Linked DNA regions of Homo sapiens: region 1 is linked to region 2. Evidence: read pairs that join two places in POLR2A ChIA-PET (ENCODE). Cell type or tissue: MCF 10A. All regions are shown on one strand. Links, peaks and the distances in the headings refer to the core of each region. The heading gives the core; the rest is flanking DNA.

Region 1 (11,171 bases), core at 3,641-7,640, 200 kb after region 2:
GGAGTGTTCATGTAAAACAAGAGAGAAATTCCAACAACAGAGAAGGGGGAGGCTGGGGCGGGGGGACAGATAAATGCAATTTTACTTGACAACAGAGTTGAATGTGAGTGTGTAAAATTTCTGCCATAACATAAAACAGATTTGAAATCTTACCAGGTAAAATTTAAAATGTGGATAATACTTGTTAAGTGCCACATTAAGTTATTTACAATATTTGATCCCTAGAGAAACTTAGAAAAGAACTTACGGGGATTATTTTGCTGCTTGTATTCTGATCACTTCATTATTAATTACTGCAGGATCATTTCTATAGCTAATGTGGGATTTTCCTCAGATCTTCTTAAGGCCATAGTCAGAACCAACTGAATATATATATAAGATGATTGCATTATTTTTATTGGAGAAAAATTGAAGCAAATGAAATTGTTTTAATAAAGAATATAAGACTTTCTCCCTCTTTTATCTTGTTAATGTATATTTTATTCTTTTTAACAAGGTAGAATTTTGGCTATAAAACATATACTGTAATATATGCTTTTGGAAAAAGTTTTAAATGAATTTTCAGGGCTGTTGGTGCTGTGAAAATAGTACATGTACTTCTGTGGTTGTTTTAGTGTCTTTTTTGTTGATTTTTGGCAGATAAAATAACACAAGAAGATATTGAAGGCATTCTACAGAAATTTACTGGAAATATAATGCAAGTGCCCCCCCTGTAAGTTCAATTAGTAAATTTGGAAAAATGTTTACTTTTCTTTTCCAATGGTTAACATCACTCTAGTTAAAATACACGAGTTTCCTCTTAGCATATGGCAAGGCAGGTTTTAAATCTGATGTGCCAAATGTTAAAGTGAAGGTGAGACAGGATGTGGAGCTTTTGACACTCTAAGAGGCAGTGGAATGTGGTCTTCTTTGTTTCTGAGTGTGGCCCCAGCCTGGCATCTGTGCTATTACAGTGTTTATTGGCTTTTCTGATTCTATCAACAGACATAAGGGCAGTTAAGGAGCCCAGAGATGTCTCTTTTCCTAGAACTGTTGTGAAGGGACCAGTCCCGTCTGGGAGGGAAGTCAGAGCTGTGAGTCAGAGTCCTAATGTGCACTGCATGTCAGGTGCTGGGACCATTCCTATTGGGCACAATCTTTTGCTTCACTATTCTCTGCAGCCAGCGAAACCGATGAGAGTTACAACTTATTAAAAATACAAGTATATTGCTTTACTGCTTGTCTTAGTTTGGGCTGCAGTAACAAAATAACATAAACTGGGTAGCTTATAAACAACAGAAATTTATTTCTCACCATTCTGGAGGCTGGGAAGTCAGGATCACAGTGCAGTGGGCTCAGCGTCGGGTGAAGGCCTGCTTTTTCACAGATGGCACCTTCTTACCGTATCCTCCTAGTAGAAGGGGCAAGGCAGCTCTCTGGAGCCTCCTTTATAAGCGTACTAATTTCTTTCATGAGGGCTGCGCCCTACGACCTAATTACCTCCCAGAAGACCCTACCTCCTAATATCAACACCTTGGGGGTTAGGATTTCAGCATATAAATTTGGAGGTTTGGCATTCAGATCATAATACCATGTAGCCATATTTTCGTGCACATTACCATTTCAAGCAAATTGCCTCTTTTGAAAAAAATGGCTGAATTGGTTATAGGATATGTCAGGGTAAGTTTCTGACTTTTTTTTTAGAATTTAGTATTTATTTTGTATTTAAAATCTTGAGTTTTTTTCAGGAACATTGAAATATCTCTGAGGAGACGCTTTTTAATGATTTTGCCTCAAATGTAAAAATTTAAAAATTTTAGCAAGATCTGCATAAACGTTATTTTGGATCATTGTTAAATTTATTTATATTTATGTATAAGAATTGTTTTAATATTTTCTGTGATTATTGCAAGGATTTTGTTTTCTAGTAAAATTTTATCACGAAAAGCTAAGATACGCTAAGTAGGTTATTTGCTTATTAGCTTCTTAGAAATGTTTTGGTAACTTATATAAAAATGAATATTATAGTAGAGATTGTTTCAAGGAAATATAGCTGAGAGTATTATGACCAGAGTCTACTAAATTCCTTGTGCCTTTTAACACAGAATGAGGACTAGTAAGGACAAGACATGAATACATTGTCTCTAGAAAGATGATTAAAGAATAAAATTGGTAACACTGCATATTGTGTGCCAGAATGAGGTTATATCAGCCTTAGAAATATTTAGAAACTCTATCCATGACAGCATTATGGAGTAGATTAGAATTAAAAATTCATTCATTTTTTAGAAGGATTTTCATTGTGAAGCACTGCCAGTCATCCTTCCTTTCCATGCTAAATCTGAAATTATCATCTCCCAATCCTTCCAAATCCCTCTCAATTCTTGCTCTCCTTTCCTTCCATTTCTCCTTCTCTCATCTCACAAGCTATTCTGCATTAAAGAAAGATGGACAAAGACTTTCGACTTTGATGAAGAGAGGTGAAGTCGTAGAAGCAAAACCTGCCAGGCCAGTGACTGTATACAGTATCTCCCTTCAAAAATTCCAGCCACCATTTTTCACATTAGGTAAGATGGAGAAATTTGAAATCATTTGTATTTACGTGTATTTTTAATTTGTATTTGGCTACTTTTGTGTCATTTTAATAGATCCGTAGGATGTTGGAGATTTTTTAAAATTTGAATTTAAGGAAAGTTAGGATTTCTTTATACCTTTTTTGGTAACACATTTAATGAGATACCTGTAGCTATATGGAGGTTCAGAAATGCGTTTCTAACTGGGCTGACTTTTTCATATATTGTACTATGTTATCTTACTAGAAAGTTGAAAGTAACATACTTTAGATCTCTATAGAGAAGAGTAGGTAAGGAGTGTATATACTTTTTAAATTTTAGGTTTTTATTATCTTTTGGATGCTTTTCCTCCCATTTTGGCTAGTACCTAATACATTCCGTTTTAGAACTGACATTAATTTTCCAATGAAAACAAAGCATTTTTAGTTTTTGGACAAGAAACCCCTCACTCCCTTCTTCACCACCTATCACTTACTATTAAAGATCCTGCAAATATGGAAAAACATGGGTAAGGCAGAAATGTATTCCTGAATACATGGTCACATTTTTAATTCAAGTTATGAATTTTAATTTCTAATATATATTTGAAATGTAAAGACTAAAAAGTTCATTTCTGTTGTTTGGAAATTTTATGATCTGGCTGCAGAAAGTTGTAAACATGTAAGATCTGTGAAGAATCCAAAGCCGTGGTTCTTAATCCTCAGACTCCTTTAAATTGAGCCTACCCTTAGTTTCACAGTGCACTGAATAGGATTCCGTTTAGAAATAATGTCCCCAAATCTTTTAATCTAAACTCTATTGCTTTTTTATTGGCATTATTGTTTTATCTGTGTTGTGTTTCTGCAGGATATGGTTTTGTACCATTAGAAAAAAAAAGTCACTTTGTTTCTTCATGTTCCTGCTTCTAAAATATTTGACAGATAATGAAAAAAACACACTTAGGAAGGTTGTGCTCCATTCCATGGAAATGAAGCAGCTGGTTTGACACAGTAGATATTCTCTATGAAAGCAAGAAAAAACTCAGATTTTTCAGATTGCATTTAAGTCAGAAATATTTTATTGACTAGGGAGAGTGTAACGGGCCAAAAGAGCTGTCTTTTCACTCAAGTCAAATATCACGCAAGAGTGCTAGCGCGCCTGCATTTCATCCCAGTGCCCACTTTCAATTTCAGCAGTGGCCCCCAACCATGAGCTGACTAAAGAAAGCAGGGGGTGATTAAAATCCCCAGGTGGTGAGTTTTGATTAATTCCCCCAAATGGCTTTATTTGTACCAGTAAGACTCGAAGCAGCTAGAATATAGTCCTTTTGTGTGGAAATGTGGCAGCTCTTTTCAGGAAGTCTTGCTGATGGATAAAAATAATGGAGAGCTCTGTTCTTAACCAATAAACTTGTGTTAGATTGTGTTAAGAAGATATTTAGATTTACATTCAGTTCTGGGACATTGTGCAATTTTAAGTTGTTTTATGATTTCTTCAGGAGTATTTCCAAGAGAACATTTAAATAAACTGAGTTCTTCATGTGTAGTACGGTACCCTAAACATAATTCTTGTCACTGTGAAAAGGGGTTTTTGGTTGGTTGGTTGGTTGGTTGTATTTTTTTTGAATGTACAAGTCAGAAAATATTTTAAAAATCTACCGCTCATGATGGCAAAGCTGCCATTTCTAACCATTTACAACCTATTAAATGAACAAGGCATATAAATCTGAAAATATTTTTTAAAATCTCAAGCTCATGATAGCAAAGCTGAGATTTCTAACTATTTAAAACCTATTAAATGAACAAGGCTGAAGTATTAAAGTGGTATGCCTTGCCAGTTAATTTAAAATGTGTTCATGAGTTTGTGCTGTTTGCTTTCTCCACACTCTGACTTTTCAGTCTCACAAACACATATGCTACTGGATGAATAATTTATGTTTTAGTGCATAAATATTTTATCACTCAATTGTTTGCATAGTGCATTTTTACATTTGTTTAGGGACATCATTTCTATGTAAAGTGGATTTCATAGGAGGTTAGCAATTTACTATGTCACTGTTAACATTCCAGATGTTGAATGTGGAGGAGGTTTTTATATCAGAAGCTTGGTCAGTGACATTGGAAAAGGTAAGCATAAAAATGAATTATGAATTATCATTTAGAGAATAATACTCCTTTTCAATTGGAAGAGGGAATTTTCCGTTTTTCTTATTTCTGAGTACTGGCCTTAGGAACTGAACTCTTGCTGCCTTCAGCTTTAAAAGCATTGTAGGTTTCTGGCTTGCAATTATCAGCCTCAGCAGCTGCAGTGAAATGTTTGTAATGGGAAAGAAGAGAAAGAGAGAACAGAAAACGAAGACAGGAATAATGAACGTAGGGCCAACATCTTTTCAAGTACAAAAGATTTTAACTCAAACTAGGGATCAAAAAAAAAAAAAGATTTAACCTTCTAAAAGTTATTTTCAAATTTTTTTAAACTGGAAGCCGTAGTCTTATAAACAGCCAGAAGGTTTCGGTTCTGGCTGTGCCATTTACTGGCAGTTGTCGCACTGGACAGGTCATATGATCTCATCTGTAAAGTGCGGCTAATCTTTACTCCATGGGGTTGGCTGCATGAGTTAAATAACAAAAATGTGTGCAAGTTCTTTGTTGATTTTAAAGCAGCTTATAAGGTGGATTATTAAGTATTATTTTGCTACTTAATCATTTCTTTATCTGAGGCCTCTTGGTTCTTATATTGGATTATTATACTTTTGGGTGGTTTTGAGAGATTTCAATTGAGTACGGTCATTTGAACAATTACAGACTATGAAATACTGAATCGTTTATCTTCTGGATTTTTTTTCTACCTTTTGTTGCCATAGAACTATCTTCCTGTGCCAATGTGCTAGAGCTGACCCGAACCAAACAGGGACCATTTACGCTAGAAGAACATGCCCTTCCTGAAGACAAATGGACAATTGATGACATTGCACAGTCTCTTGAGCATTGCTCATCTCTTTTCCCAGCAGAGTTGGCACTTAAAAAATCAAAACCTGAGTCTAATGAACAGGTTTTGAGCTGTGAATATATAACTCTAAATGAGCCAAAGAGAGAAGATGATGTAATTAAGACGTGTTGAGATTGGCCTGGGAATATCATCATTTTCTAGTTGACATTTGAATCCTGTGTGCAGATGCAGAATGACAAGCTGCATTCAAAAGACAAACAATATGTCTTTTTTTTTTTTGCATGAAGAAAAATGTCTATCATTTACAGTTTCAATAGCACATAATTTATTTTCTATGCATTATAAATGGCCTTGCAGTTGGCTCAGTTGTTTGTTGTGTTGTGAAATGTTTTAGGATTTTTTGTATTGTGAAAATATGAATATGATTGGATTCAGAAAAATTAACTTTCTGAATTTGATCTGTCTTCAGTCTTGTGAAAAAGTTGAACAAATTTCCTAATCAAAGAAAAAAGTATGAGCTCCATGTTTCTTTAGTTTCACAAAAATGACCATAATTTAGTGTTATTTTTACTTTATTTAGGCTTCCTGGTGGCTTCATTTTATTGAAATTCTTTAAATTGTTTAAAGTGGCCATTATTGATCTCTTTCTTCTGTTTTGGAGAGTTTATTATTAAAAACATTTCTTTGATAAAATGGCCATCATCTAGTAATACCTGTGTTTGTTTAGATCTTGGAAATGAATAAGCTTTGATAATATTTGTAAATGAACCAAATTATTACTGCTACCACTAACAGGTTGTAAATAGAAGACTAATACTTAATTAAAGTCACCTTCCTACCATTAGAGCAGAAGACAGCTCCTATAGTTTTGTATTTTGGCAGCTATGAGATATTTTCATGGTAATGTCAACATGGTCAAGCACTTTGTACCAAGTTATTAAGTAACATAATTTTTAAAATTTAAAGAATGTGTCTTCAACTAAAAACTTTATTCTTTAGCATTTATTTATATTTCTCTGTAGGGTGTTCCCTGTGACATTGTCTCTTTAGTTTGCTCTTTCAAGAGATACTTACAGATGTTGAGATGGCTGCCCTGCATTTCCAGCTAATCTCTTCTGCTCTAAATATTTAAAAACAGTTCTTCTCAAACATTTTCATTCAGATAGCTTTCTGAAAGTTCCCTATCCCTCTTTACCATAATTTTTTAAATGTAGCCACATTGTAATAGTAAACTTCATATATAATGAGTGCTTCATATTTTTGTTATGGGAAAGCAATATATTATGCAGCCAGTCTGTAGAAACATTCAGATCCCTCTTCCTTTACTCAAATACAGTTTCAAAAGGAAGACTCATGAGAAATTTCATAAAATACAAGTTTTTAGATGTTTATGCTTTGCCTTTCTTTTTAAAGGTGTTTTCCTGCTTTGTAGTCTCTAACTCTGAAATTTAAAATATGTAAACTAAAGTGGTTTTATTTGTGCTTAACCCAATTTAAACTCAATGTAAAATGTTATATATGCATCAGTACAGCATTTTCAACATATTGGCAACATATTTTAAATGAAAACACTAAAACAATTCTTAGTATGAGACAAAACTGTAAGGAAAAAGAGTGTTAATACCATGATGCATTAACATAAAATATCAAACACACAAAGTCATAAAATGAAAATTTACAGTTTTACCTGTTCATATCTAGTGCCCCACAGTGTGTGTCAACCAAAGGTGGCAGTGGCTACATCTGCCTGTTGGACTGGTACAGGTTACAATATGTCCTCTTCCATTGCAAATTAAAGTCCAAATAGAGAAATACTTAGGTTTTAGAACACATCAGAGGTATTTCTGCTGTATTTTTCACCTTAAAAATTGACACAGAGTTTACTAATAGAGGAGTAGAGATTGTTGACCATTTTTAAAAAACGATAGCCACTCTTTTTCTTTTATGTTTAAAACTGAAGTTTTGCCAAATGGGAAAATTACTGTTACCTCTACCATCTTAATGTAGTAACTTTAGAATTTAAATTTTTATATTACTATTTTCCTTTTTGTTGTTCACATAGTCTTAAGGCACCTATACTTTTAAATTGACTTTTTCATTTGATATTATCTATATGTATGTAGTTGTGATAATGATTATTTTAATTATATTACTTTATACTCTTAATTTATTTAGAGTATTTCTCTATTGCTGAATACTTAAGTAGTTTTAAATTTTATTATGATAAATTCCTGGGAGGGGGATTATTTAGTGAAATAATATGAAGAACTTTATGACTTATGTTTGCCTTATTGCATTCCCAAAGAGTTGTAACATTTTACAGTGTTACCATTTGAGTAGGGGTTTTATATGTTGTTGCTAATTTAGTAAACATAGGAGAGAAATCAAAGTTTTTCTGATTTGCTTTTATGTGATTTATCTGTATACTTTGTTCATTTATATAAATAAATGTCTTAATGGTTTCTATACATATTTGCATGAGTTATTTGTGTTGTAAATACCTGATAGAAGGATTTTTCACGGTCTGTTGTCCTTTTAGTTTTAATTTTCATTTTTGCTAACTAAATTTGCTAATTCTAATAACTCTTCCCCTTTTATCATTGTCAGATTAATAAGTATGAAAAATTTTAAATTTATTGAGACTTTAAAATCTTACTAACTCTCATAAGCAGTTGAAACTGAGATACTCTGAAAAGTTCAAGACTCATTCATAAAACAAATTAGTTTTCCCTGATAGTCTGGTATTTAAATACCAACTCAGTTTTTTTTTCATTTTTATCAAAATATTCAAGAAATTTCTGTGTCTTATATTTTTCTAGGTCTAAACCTTCATGACATGATAAAGTTGTTTTACTTGTAAGAAAACGATAAAAGATTTAAAAAATCCTGAAAATGTTTCAACCTGGAACATACCAAATCACTTCATTTTGACACTTTAAGTTTTTTATATTTGAAAAATAATGTCTTAAAAGTTGTTAAAAGTCATAGAATTATTTTATTTATAGTCTTAAAATCCAGGACCTTTATGTAATAGAAATTTGCTCTTTGCAAATTCAAAGTTTTGAAATGTGAATAAAGGCTAAACACAGTTTCCTCTACCTGTACTGACTAGATATTTTTTTCTTAAATACTTGAATTAAAACAAGCCATTGACTCATCATCAGAAATGAGTTACTGTATTAAATAAGAGTGCTTTGTATCAGATCTTCAGTACATTTTATGTCCCCTGACCAGTTTGAAATTTGTATCAGATTTACAATGAACATTTTGAGGTTCAATTAGATGGTGAATTGTTCTGTTTCAAAGAAAGTAAGTAATTTACCTTATATCATGATGTATACAATAGAAAGAGATGTGATTCAAAAGCACTGTAAAATGCCAAAACATTTAAATAGAGGAAACGATAATAGATATGAGGTTTATGCACTGAAATGAGTATAATGGCCTTGTAGTTAAATTTAAAGAGAGGGATTGTCTTGAAACCATTTCTTTCTCTAAGGTATGTATGGGCAGAGCTCTAGATTGTCCTAATTCTTCATTAAATACTATTTATTAAGCACATTTATTAAGGTGTTGAATCAGTAGTACCTTCATTTGTTAATGTGTGAGCTAAATTCTCTTTATGAATAGGAATATCTTCAGATTGCTGCTATAAATACTGATACCGGCCGGAAAGTTGAAGTTCGGGAATTATTTTGCTCTTCTTATCCTTAACCCTTAAAATGCAGCATATTAACTTTATTTCTGTCTTTACCGTTAGTCAACTTTTTGATCCTAGGTGAATCACTTAATCTCTTTAGGTCTCAAGTTTCCTTATCCTTACAACAAAGGAGACAGACTAGTCCATCTTGAAGAATCTCTCCAATGCTAAAATATTAGGCTTCCAAGTGTAGATAATTTGTGATTATTTTGCTTAGGAACTCATTCCTCATGAACTTGAACTTTTATATTTATCAGTTCTGGGGAATTCCCATCCTTCATTTCTTTGGATATTTCATCTCTTCCAGCTAGTAATCCTATTTAAGTCTTTTTGTTTTATTCTGTGTCTAATTACTCTTTCATATTTTCCATCTCTTTATCCCACTGTGCTGCATACTGGGGAATTTCCTCCAATCTTTTTTCCAGATAATGAATGCCTTTTTCTATTTTTATTTACTGTTTAACAATCATATATTTATTCCAATCACTCTTGTGTTTTATTTTTATTTATTTATTTATTTTGACACAGAGTCTCACTCTGTTGTCCAGGCTGGAGTGCAGTGGCGCAATCTTGGCTCACTGCAACCTCCGCCTCCCAGGTTCAAGTGATTCTCCTGCCTCAGCCTCCTGAGTAGCTGGGATTACAGACGTGCATCACCATGGCCAGCTAATTTTTTTATTTTTTATTTTTAGTAGAGACGAGGTTTCACCATGTTGGCCAGGCTGGTCTTAAACTCCTGACCTCAGGTGATCCTCTCTCCTCGGCCTCCCAAAGTGTTAGGATTACAGACATGAGTCACTGTGCCCCGGCCTTTTGTTTTTATTTCTACACCAGGTTTTTTTCCTCCAAAATCTGCCTCTTCTTTTTTCATGTGTTGTCTTAGTCTTTCATTAAGGTTTTAGTAAAAAAAATATTTTTTTTACTTTGGTATTTAATATACAGAAAGTCACACATAACTGTATAGCTTAGTGAATTTTCACAAACCAAACATGTCTATAATCAGCAACCAAGTCAAGAAACAGAACATCACTAAGCCCTCCAGAAGCCCCTACTGCTCCATCAAGATTATAGATTAGTATTTCATGTAACAATATAGATTAGTAATTTTGTCTGTTTTTGTGCTTCATATAAATAGAAGTATGTGATATGTTTTCTTTTATGTCTGGCTTCTTTTGCACAAAGCTACAATCATGAGGTTCTTCCATATTGTGGCTGTCTTAGCTTGGGCTGCTATGACAAAATGTCATAGACTGGGTGACTTTAACATACTTGTTTCTCACAGTACTGGAGGCTGGAAGTCTGAGATCAGGGTGTCAGTGTGGTTGGGTTGTTGTGAGGGCTGTCTCACTGGCTTGGAGAGGGCTACCTTCTCATTGTGTCCTCACGTGGCTGAGAGAGGAGGCTTTTGTCTTTCTTCCTCCTCTTATAGGGACGTTAACCCCATCATAGTGGCTCCAATCTCATGACCTTGTCTAAATTTAATTACCTCCCAAAGGCCCCACTTACTGTTCATTGTCATTGTTTACTATTATTCAGTTATTACCACTGTTGATCTATTTTACTGAATGATGGACACTTGGTTAGCTTTCAATTTTGACTATTTTGAATAATGCCTCTATGAGCAATGTAATACTTGTCTCCTGGTAAACATGCACACATTTCTGTTGGAATTTTTTTTTTTTTTTTTTTTTTTTTTTTTTTGAGACGGAGTCTCGCTTTGTCACCCAGGCTGGAGTGCAGTGGTGCCATCTCGGCTCACTGCAACCTCTGCCTCCCAGGTTCAAGCAATTATCATGCCTCAGTCTCCTGAGTAGCTGGAAATAGAGGCACACACCACTATACCCAGCTAATTTTTTTGTATTTTTAGTAGAGACAGGGTTTCACCATATTGGCCAGGCTGGTCTCAAACTCCTGACCTCAAGTGATTTGCCTGCCTCAGCCTCCCGAAATGCTGGGATAACAGGCGTGAGCTACTGCGACTGGCCTCTGAT
Region 2 (11,171 bases), core at 4,439-8,438:
TCAATAAAGGAAATACAATATATACCAGGTTGGATGAATAAAAAGAAATCTAGACCTAGACACACTGATATTGAAACTGAACAACACTAAAAACAAAGATAAGATCTAAAAAGCAGTCAAAGAGAAAGGACATAGCCTAGGAACAAAACAGATTGATAACAGACTCAAGGGAAAGGATAAAAGCCATGAGACAACAGAATTCTGATTAGCCTATAATTGTTCATTTAAAATTTCACGAATAGGCCAGGCGCGGTGGCTCATGTCTGTAATCTCAGCACTTTGGGAGGCCAAGGTGGGTGGATCACTTGAGGTCAGGAGTTCAAAACCAGCCCAGCCAACACGGTGAAACCCTGTCTCTACTAAAAATTTAAAAATTAGCTGGACATGGTGGTGCATGCCTGTAATCCCAGCTACTCAGGAGGCTGAGGCAGGAGAATAGCTTGAACTCAGAAGGCGGAGGATGCAGTGAGCTGAGATTGCGCCACTGCACTCCAGCCTGGGCTACAGAGAGAGACTCCGTCTCAAAAACAAACAAACAAAACAAAAAAATTGCATGAACAGCAAAAATATCTTTCAAAAATGAGGGCAAGATAGATATTTTAAGACAGATATTGAGTGTACCACTAATAAAATTTCTGTATCATTTATATATAAATATATATGTAAATATATAAATATATTTATGTAGAGTAAAATGACCACCATTAAAAAGTATGAGATAGAAGCAAGAATGAGGAAAAAAGAAATTTGTTTACATAGAAATAAATCCAACTAAATATCAATACATTTGAAATGAAGAACTAGGATAAAATGTGGTTCTTTGAAAAGAATTAACAAAATGAATGACCTTTAGTGAAACTAAGAAAAAAAAGAAAGAATAAATAAAGAGTATTAGAAAGACACCCTTAACTACAGTTAGAAGAGAGATTTAAATGAGATTATAAACTGGAATTCTGCTTTTGGCCATGATGAAGTAATAATTAGACTTGTCTTCCCAAATCAAACAACAAAACTGAAAAAAATACATGAAACAACTATTTTTAGTTATTGGACAACAGGCAGCCCAGGACAGTGGTTCTTGAGAAAACAGAAGCAAATAAAGTGAGTCCTATGAATGCCATGGCTTCTGACTAGAGGAAACTCCCAGGCTACAGGTGGAGGGAGGAGAAACCCAGACAGAGCTCAGTGGTCTCACTGAGTTTAGGAGAAAACAAGCATGGTCCCGAGAGGCCATGGTGGATGGAAGTTGTGGGATAAGTGCCCAGAGGAAACTATGTGGAGAAAGAGCTACAGGAATCTACAGAAGAGTGTTCTTGAGACCTTACTGATTCCTAAGCTGCACATATACCGGGTGAAGTTCCACGAGGATAGGTAAAATGAACAAATATTTGAAAGCTGCCCATTGGTAGGGCTCCTACAACTGAGAAAAAAGTTGGACTGAAAAACAAGAGACAGAGTTAAACAGAGTAATAAGTAATCTAGTCCAAAGCCAGGGCAGAATGTGAAACTTGGAAGGACCTCTAACCTAGACATGAGGGCTAGGGGCAGCATTTGGTAGAGCAGAGCAGAGATGTTAAATATTTTAGATGTAGGCTCTGTCATAAAGGAAATCAGTACAAGGGAACCAAGGCGGAGATAAGAATGAATTCTAGTCCCTAGCAGAAGCCAGGGGAAAAAAAGTACTAGATGTCCAAAGATGCCCATGCCAGGAACTAGTTTCCTGAAACAAAACAAAAAACACAGGTGTATTGTCCGTTCTCACACTGCTATAACGATACTACCTGAGTCTGGGTAGTTTATAAAGGAAACAGGTTTAATTGACTCACATTTTGGATGACTGGGGAGGCCTCAGGAGACTTACAATCATGGAGGAAGGTGAAGAGGAAGCAAAGACCCTCTTCACATGGTGGCAGGAGAGGGAAAAATGCAAGCAGGGGAAATGCCAGACACTTATAAAACCATCAGATCTCATGAGAACTCACTATCACATGAACAGCATGGGGAAACCGCCCCCATGATCCAATCACCTCCCTCCCTCAAAATGTGGGGATTACAGGTCCCTCCCTCCACACGTGGGGATTACAATTCGAGATGAGATTTGGGTGGGGACACAGAACCAAACCATATCAATAGGGTATTTGAGCAGTTTGAGAATTAGATATGTGGGAGTTCAATGGAATATTTGAGGGATCAGGAGATGCAACTGGTTTATCCTAATCATCAAGGATTATTCCTCTGTTGCTGGATGGTGTCTCTTTAGTTCCAAGAGAGAGGTGAGGCATATTTTAGAAAATGACTGGATTATCATTCTGAATACCATAGATAGACCAGGAAGAGCACATTAGCCACAGTAAGTTCTCAGTGTTCTGCAGATGAATCTATGGGATTATTGAAGACACACGTTTTACAAGCCTTCTCAGTCATTTAGATACATCAAATCATAGTGAATGGAACCTACAACCTAGTGATGGCACTGATTCTTATATTATTGAACTGCTTCATTTAAATTCTTAAGTGACAAGCAGGATATATCATTTGTGACTGAACTCCAAATCTAACATTTGTAAGGCATGAAACATTTTTCTAACCACTAGGACATCAACACTATTTTACCCAAAAAAATCAGAAAAGAAGCATCTAATACAAATTATGTTCCTAATATATAGGCAGAGGGCTGTTGCTAATAGTCAATGGAATGCCAAACTCCTGATGGGATTACATTAACATTTTGATTTGATTGCAGATTAAAGCCAGTGAATAAAACTAAAGGTCACTTTAAAGGAGTATAAAGCTACAGTGGACATAACGTGGCATAGGTGATCTTGACACCACAGAACTGTGAAGCCTGCAATCCTACAATATAGAGGGGTATGAGGAAGACATCTCAGGATACTGAAGAGTGTTGCAGAGGACCCACAAATAGTCCTGAGCATGAGATGGTGGACAACAAACCCATTTTTGGTGTGGGTAAAATCATTAGCGACATCTTTTTCTTTTTTTTTTTTTCAGCAGTTTGAAGATGTGTCATTCCATTTATTTTTTCATAATTTCTGTTAAAAAGACTGCAGCTGCCCTTACTGTTGTACCTTTGAAGGTAAAGCATATTTTTTCCTTTGTTAAAAAACGTAGTTTTGGGCCGGGCGTGGTGGCTCATGCCTGTAATCCCAGCACTTTGGGAGGCTGAGGCAGGCAGATCACAAGGTCAGGGGTTTGAGACCAGCCTGCCCAACTTGGTGAAACCTCATCTCTACTAAAAATACAAAAATTAGCCGGGTGTGGTGGCACGTGCCTGTAGCCGCAGCTACTCGGGAGGCTGAGGCAGGAGAATCGCCTGAACCCAGGAGGCAGAGGTTGCAGTGAGCCTAGACTGTGCCACTGCACTCCAGCCTGGGCAATAGAGCAAGACTTAGTCTCAAAAAAAAAATAAAATGGATTTTTATAATACAGTCACGTTCTCCCTCTTTCATCCAGGCTGGAATGCAGTGGTGTGATCATAGCTCACTGGAACTTCACTCTCCTGAGCTCCCGCCTCAGCCTCCCAAGTAGCTTGGACTACAAGAATGCCAGCTATGGGATGCTCAACTAATTTTCCTTTTCCCTGTAGAGGCAGGGTCCAACTATGTTGCCTAGACTGATTTTGAACTTCTGACCTCAAATGATCCTGCCACCTTGGCCTCCCAAAGTGCTGGGATTACAGGTGTGAGCCATCACACCCAGCCTAAAATGTTTTTTAATTTTTGGTTTTCATCAGTTTGACTATGATATACCTATGTATAAGTTTCTTTTATTCTACTTAGGTTGCACTTGTCTTTTAAATCTTTTAAATATTTTTTCTGCCCCGTTCTCTATCCCCACCCTCTCCAATTATAAATATGTTAGACTGCTTGTCTATGCCCCACATGTCTCTTTTGCCCCATTTTTTTCTTCCATGATTTTTTCTGTTTCAATTTGGATCATTTTTATTGACCTGTCCTCAAATAGATTAACTCTTTCTTTGCTGTGTTCTGCCTGTAAAACTCACCCAAAGTGTTCTTAATTTCAGATAGTGTCCTTTTCATTTCTAAAATGTGTTTTTGATTCTTTCTAGTAGATTCTACCTCTGTTGAATTTCTCTCTCTTTTCATGTTTTTCCATATTTTTTCTATTTTGTTTAACTTATTAATCATAATTATTCTTAGAGTCCTTGTCAGTTAACTCAAGTATATCAACCATCTGTGGCTTTGCTCATATTGTCTGCTTTTTCTCTTGGTTATTGGCCATATTTTCCTGCCCCTTCACAAATTTTGTAATTTTAATTGCATGCCAAACATTGTATATAAAATAATTGAGGGTAACTGGCCATGTATTTATGGCAGGATGCCTCCTCCTAGTGGGACTTTGTCTCTTAAGTACCATGAAATTGGGATATTTCACTCTGCCTCTCTGGCCAAGTCTCCCAGCCTCCTGCATCACCCAAGCATCAGCATATGCTCCTGTGTGTTCAGTTCTACACTAGTTTATAATCTGTCAAGCCAGCCCCACGCAAGCACCAAGAGTCCCTCTAGTCAAGCATGATTCTTAGTCTTCACTCAGAACTGACAAAAATCCCCAGGGAGGAAAATGGCCAGAGATTGTCAGCTCCCTTAGGAAGTACTCCCCTCTCTCTGCAATGTTAGTTCATATGGTGTTCATTGTTTCCACAGCTCTCTCACTAAGGTCTCTCACTAAATCTTTTGCACTATGATTTTGGTAACTTATCCTTCTTTTTCTTAGGTGTTGCAGCAAGAGCGCTGGCCTGCCATGATCTGCTACATTCTACCTGGAAATACAAGTCAGAAGTCAGCCTGTCATATTTTTTCAAAAGGTGACTTGTCAAAATGAGACTTCTTTCATAAAATCAGTCTGGTTGGGCATGGTGGCTCACGCCTGTAATCCTAGCACTTTGGGAGGCTGAAGTAGGTGGATGGCTTGAGCCCAGGAGTTTGAGACCAGCCTGGGCAACATGGCAAAATCCCATCTCTACAAAAAATACAAAAATTAGCCGGGCATAGTGTCACACACCTGTGGTCCCAGCTACTCAGGAGACTGAGATGGGAGGATCACCTGAGCCCGGGAGGTTAAGGCTGCAGTGAGCCAGGATTGGGCCACTGCACTACAGCATGGGTGACAGAGTGAAATGCTGTCTCAAAAAACAACAACAAAAAATCTCTCAATCTGTCCAAATAGTTAGATTGTCTTCAGTAATCTTTCCATCGCGATCTTGCTTTGTTTCTACTACTACTCTGATGCTACATAATTAAGGTCACCAATCGTTGTCACTGTCTTTCCAAACCTGTTGTTCCTTACTTCCTCCGGCCATTCTTCCTTGTCCCCCTCCCATTCATCATCCAGACACACACACACACACACACACACACACACACACACACACACACATACATTTTAACAATACCAAACTCCTTGTAGTTCCCCTAAATGAATCATGTTGTTTCCCTTACCTGAAATGCCCAATCCCTTTTTTATTTTCATTGCTAACTCCTCTCATCTTTCCAGAGTGTTCACGTCTACCAGGAGTGTTCTTGTCCCTCCCATTCCTTTCTACTCTAGCTCCACTCACAGTTCTGTGTAATCCCATCTTGTGGACTAACCCGTGTTAAAAAGATTTGTTTGCTGATTTGATTCTTCCCTCCACTACACCCCCCCATAACACAAAATGAGTCCCTTAAAAGCAGAAATGTTGCCTCACTGGTCTCCAGCACCCAGTGGAGTATTTGGTATGAATGTCGGTCGAACTGTACTCTCTCCAGTGTGCATTTTGTTCCAGGAAGACTAGGTAATAGCAGGAGCATTAGAAGCCTCATCTTCAGGGCTGTTTGACATTGATTTTTTAAAAAATACATTTCCTGAGGTCTCACTAGTGCCAGAATATGAAAAAAATAATCATTCTTCTCTGACTAAAGTGGAATCACCAGTGATTTATTCTCTCCTTAATCAGTAATACTAGCTAACATTTATATAGCCCTCACTAGGTCCCAAGCACTTTGAACATATCATCTTATTTCATGTCTATAACCACCTTCAGGTAGGCACTGTTGTTACCCTCCAATTTACAAAGGAGGAAACTGAAGTGCAGGGAGGTTAAGTAAGTGGCAAGCTAGAATCTGGATACAGGTTGTCTGGTTCCAGGGACCAGGCAGTTAGCCATTATGCTATGCGGCATGATTTCTTGCTTTCCTTGCCCTTTTTTCTTAAATGTTTAATTACATAAGTAGCATATCAATACATTTAAATTGTCAAAAATTCAGAAACAAAGCAAAAACTCACTACTATTTGATGGGTATCTTTCAAGATCTTTTTCTTTGTTTACATACATATATACATTATGTGTGTGTACATATACACAAAGAAATATGTATTTTTATGTAACTGGATTATGCCTTATTTTTCTATAGATTTGTTTTCATTTAACAATTTGTCTTAAAGGTCTTTTCATATCGATGCATATTGATCTATTTTATTCTTTGAATGTTGCATAGTATGGATATATTCCATAGAATGGGTGTAATATAGTTTAGGTAACCATTTTTCTTTTGCGAGTCATTTATGTTGTTTCTGATTTCACTGTTACAAACCAGGCTGCACTGAGTATCCTTGAACATGTCTCTTCACATTCATGCAACTATACGTCTAGGAAAGATCCTCAGAAATAAAATTGTTGGGATGAAGTTTGTGTTGACTTTTTTTTTTTTAATGGTGACTCACATCCTGCCTTCCAGGGAGGCTGTGGCTTTTATTGTTTCATCATTCACATATTAAAAGGGTTGTGTACACTTGGTTGAATTTATGGCAGAGTAAAAAATCATAATAAAATAAATAAAAGGGCTGTGGCTGGAGGTTTTCCAGGAAATCAACTCTCTATAAAAGCACTGCTCACACCCTAACATGCCAAGGAAAGCAAAGGCCTTCTCTCTTCTCCACCTCATCTTTAGGAAAAAGGAATTTTGGCCTGAGTTGCAGAATAAACAGTGTCCTTGAGAGCATACAGTGGGATTCCTGAAAAAGAAGGTGGCAGGCAAGAGGAAGGTGAAACTTTCTGTGGGAAGAAATCAAGTGGCTCTGTCAAAAGACAAAATTACAACCCATTTAGTTAAAGATCTTAATAGGCTTTTATCGGTGACTCTTGAATCAGGCAACAACTCAATCTGTAAATGAGCTGAACAGAGAAGTTTGGCTTTATAGACAAAAAGGGCTGGGGAAGCAGACATAGAGAACAAAAAGTGGATTAGTCATTTTGAAGTTGCTTTCTTCCTAAAGGTTAAAGCAGAGGGGACTTCCTTATCATGCCGGGTAAAACTGGCCTGTTTGGGGATTTGGCTCTCTCTCTCTCCCTGCCACCCCCAACCCCCTGATTCCTTGGAAGTTCAGATAAACACCTTGGTTTTGGTTTGGTGGTGTGAAACTTCAGCAGGAATTATTCCATTTTGCTTTGGTCTGTTGGGCCCAGTGCAGGAGCTCAGTACAAACCAACGGCCTCCTATCAATTTTCCTTCACAGGTCAAAGCTTTCTTACTTCTCTTAGGTTGTTCTTTTCTATGTTTTTTGACTGCATGGTAAAACAAGGCCTAGGAGTTTGAGCCCTTACCCCTGAAAGACCACAGTGGACAGGGCAGGTTCAAGGTTAAAAGATCATGGAGTTCAGGAAAATTTTGTTCTAAGTCCTTAAGGGAGACCAAGAGACTGGAGAGGGTGAGACTACAGGTTTGGGAAGAAGTAGAAAGCAATTGCCTGGAGGGGGCTCCTTGAGCAGAAATCCTCAAGGCTACAAAAAGGTCACTCTGGTAGCCCCGTGGTTGTTAGGGGCAACAGAATCACTTCTCCTGAGAAACAACCAACAAGTATTTGAATAAATGTCTTGCCTTTAATGGTTTTAAAATTTGATGCCAGTACTAATGTTATATAAGTTGTGTATTGTTTGTGTGTACTCTTCTTAGTATTGTAAAGTGATGCTACTCCCTAAATCACCCCCACTTAAAAAAATATAATGGGCCGGGTGCAGTGGCTTAAGTCTGTAATCCCAGCATTTTGGGAGGCCTAGCTGGGCATATCGCTTAAGCTCAGGACTTAAAGACCAGCCTGGGCAACATGGTGAAACCCCATCTCTACCAAAAATACAAAAATTAGCTGGGCGTGGTGGTGCACGTCTGTGATCCTAGCTACCTGGGAAGCTAAGGCAGGAGGATCACTTGAGCCTGGGAGGTGGAGGTTGCAGTGAGCCGAGATCATGCCACTGCACCCCAGCCTGGGTGATGGAGTGAGACCCTGTCTCAAAAAAAGAAAAAAAAAGAAAAATATGTGTGTGTATATATATCTATATATGTGTGTGTGTGTGTGTATGTATATGTGTGTGTGAATATGTGTGTATATATGTATATATGTGTGTGTATATACATATATATGCACGTGTGTGTGTGTATATATATATGCGTGTATATATATATATATATATATATAATTAATGCACCATCCTTCTACTTGCCCTAGGTGCTCTAATGATTGAAAAGGTTTATTTTTAATAAAGATTAAAGTTGCAGAACTCTCTGATATCAAACTGACTAAATTTAGAAGCATATAACAAGAGCCTTATTAGTATCACAGTCTGACCAATTAAATTGCCAAAATCTAAACATGCTCTTTCTGTATCTGTTTGATCAGGAAAAACAAAAGGCACTGTGGTCTGATAGTTTTATTAGTGCTCTTGTCTTTTATCCTATTTGGATCTCCATAAATGTTTCAATTCCTACCAGCAAGATTCACTCCTTTCTTTACTAGTATATTCTTAATAAACCAAAGCATAAAAACTAGGGATGTTCTGCTTAAATCAGGTTACCCATCTGTGATACTAGGAAGTGAGAATATCCTGAGCTTTAACACAGCCACCTTCCAGACACAAGTCTTCATTTAGGAACTACAGAATGCTATAAATTAAATTAAAGTGAAAAATAGTAGCAAAAAAAATTCTGATTTAACATATACCCTGCACCAGGCCTCATGCTAAGAACTTTTTAATACTTTTTCATTATTTATTCCTATTAGATAAATCCTTAGGAATCTTATAGATTCATTTATTCATTCAATCAGGAAATAAACAAGGGGCTGGAATAAAGAACAACAGAAAAGGCAGATTTAAATTGATTGGGTAATTAAGGGAACACAAGGAACTACCCACAGAAAGAGCAAGGAAAAGATCATTTCAGACTAGGGGTGTACATTCAAAAGCTATACGTGAGATGGAGGGCAAGCCTGACACGTTCAGAGACTGGAAAGCCAAAGGCTTGAACAGAACATACATGAGCTTAAATAATCACACTTCAAAAGTTGGAGAGATAAGCAGAGACCAGTTCGAAAACCTGAAATTTGTTTTTTAAACTAAATGTAATGAAAGATCATTTAAAGACTTTAAGCAGACAAATGGTGTGATCTCCACATTTTATGATCAATTTTTACTGCTACATGGAGAATGGATTCGAGGGGAAGAAGAATTGAAGTTCAGAGATTAGTTTGGAGCTGTTACAGTAATTGGGCTGAAAGATGATGGTAGCCCAAAATGTGATGGGAATAAAGCTGAAGAAAAAAAATAAGAAGAATAAGATATTTTGGAGGTAGAATTGACAGGATTTGCCGATGGATTAGACATGAGGCTGAGGAATAGGGAAGAACCATGGATGATGCTTAGGTTTCCGGCTTCAGTGATCAAGTATATTGCAGTTCCGTTTCCTGAAATGGAGGATGCTGGGATGGGGAAGATAAGAAAGGGAAAGGTTTGGCCAGGCACGGTGGCTCACGCCTGTAATCCCAGAACTTTGGGAGGCCGAGGCAGATGGATCACTTGATGTCAGGTGTTCAAGACCAGCCTGGCCAACATAGTGAAACCCTGTCTCTACTACAAATACAAAAATTAGCTGGGTGTGGTGGTGGGTGCCTGTAATCCCAGCTACTTGGAAGGCTGAGGCAGGAGAATTGCTTGAACCTGGGAGGCAGAGGTTGCAGTGAGCCAAGATTGCACCCCAGCCTGGGCAACAGAGTGAGACTCCGTCTCAAAAATAAATAAATAAATAAATAAACATAAAAACTAAAAAAAATAAAAGAGAGAGAAAAAGAAAGGGAAAGGTTTTATGGAACTAAGTTTTGTCAGTGAGTTTGAGATGTCTGCTGTAAGATACCCAGTACAAGTTTAAATGAGTTGTTCCGTGTTTGAGTTTGAATCTTAGAGAGGTCTGGGCTACAGATACAAATCCAAAATTGATCCACATAGTGGTAGTATTTAAATCCATGGAAATTAGTGAGATCATTTATGGAGCTAGCGCATGAAAGGAAGAAGAAAAAGAAGAATGCTAACATGTAACGGTGGGATAGGGGAGTTAAGATAGAAAGAAAACCAGGAGTGGGTGGTATTGAATAAACAACAAAAATAGCATCTTGTGAAGGGAAAAGTGGTCACTTATCTCTCTCGGTGTGCAGGTAAATGTTTAGTATGTGGCTGTCAGGAAAAAAGGCCCTGATTTGTAGCATTTGCTGATTTTTGTGGTGTAAATACTGTCACTGTGGCTAATAATTTCAAGCTACCAACACTCCTTCACTGAACTTGGAAAGAAATGTTTGCAATAAGCTGTCCAGTATCACTCCTGCAGCGTGCCAGGGCAACACAGCTGCTGAGAGGGAGCATAAAATAAAGAAGGAAAATGTGCACTGAACTTGGCAACACGGAAGCTGTTAGTGACCTTCATGAGAGTCGTTTCTGGACAATGGGGACAGAAGCCAGATTGCAGTAGGTAGAGGAATGGAATGAGGGTAAGAAAGGACAATGCACACTTTTCTAAAGAAACGGATGGGCCGGGCGCAGTGGCTCACATCTGTAATCCCAGCACTTTGGGAGGCTGAGGGGGGCGGATCACAAGGTCAGGAGTTCTAGACAAGCCTGGCCAACATGGCAAAACCCCATCTCTACTAAAAATACAAAAATTAGCCAGGCTCGGTGGTGCGCACCTGTAGTCCCAGCTACTCCAGAGGCTGAGGCAGAAGAATTGCTTGAACCTGGGAGGCGGAAGTTGCAGTGAGCCGAGATCGTGCCACTGCACTCCAGCCTGGGCAACAGAGCAAGACTCTGTCTCAAAAAAAGAAAGAAAGAAAGAAAG

What was found. ChIA-PET counts read pairs that join two places held together with the same protein. Peaks named below come from ENCODE experiments on the same cell type or tissue, not always from the same donor. Only the 100,000 strongest peaks of a DNase experiment are listed, where the experiment ranks them.
Region 1: POLR2A ChIA-PET joins it to region 2 with 5 read pairs; 2 of 35 experiments call an interaction of 5 or more read pairs at or near these places.

Annotation. Positions count from the first base shown.
Region 1 is chr10:114,969,729-114,980,899 of GRCh38, forward strand. TRUB1 (TruB pseudouridine synthase family member 1) reads left to right here. Exons shown (of 8, transcript NM_139169.5): 5 at 640-712; 6 at 2,407-2,546; 7 at 4,601-4,657; 8 at 5,395-7,948. The coding sequence ends at 5,651. Among named protein-coding and RNA genes, the nearest start is that of LINC02626, 19 kb to the right of the region's middle. In MCF 10A, for the core only: no CTCF peak of the experiment used is centred there; no DNase peak of the experiment used is centred there.
Region 2 is chr10:114,773,199-114,784,369 of GRCh38, forward strand. LOC101927692 (a long non-coding RNA gene) reads left to right here. Exons shown (of 3, transcript NR_120628.1): 2 at 2,744-2,963; 3 at 4,753-6,705. It also overlaps a transcript of ABLIM1 not described here. Among named protein-coding and RNA genes, the nearest start is that of FHIP2A, 43 kb to the right of the region's middle. In MCF 10A, for the core only: no CTCF peak of the experiment used is centred there; a DNase peak (open chromatin) is centred at 6,843.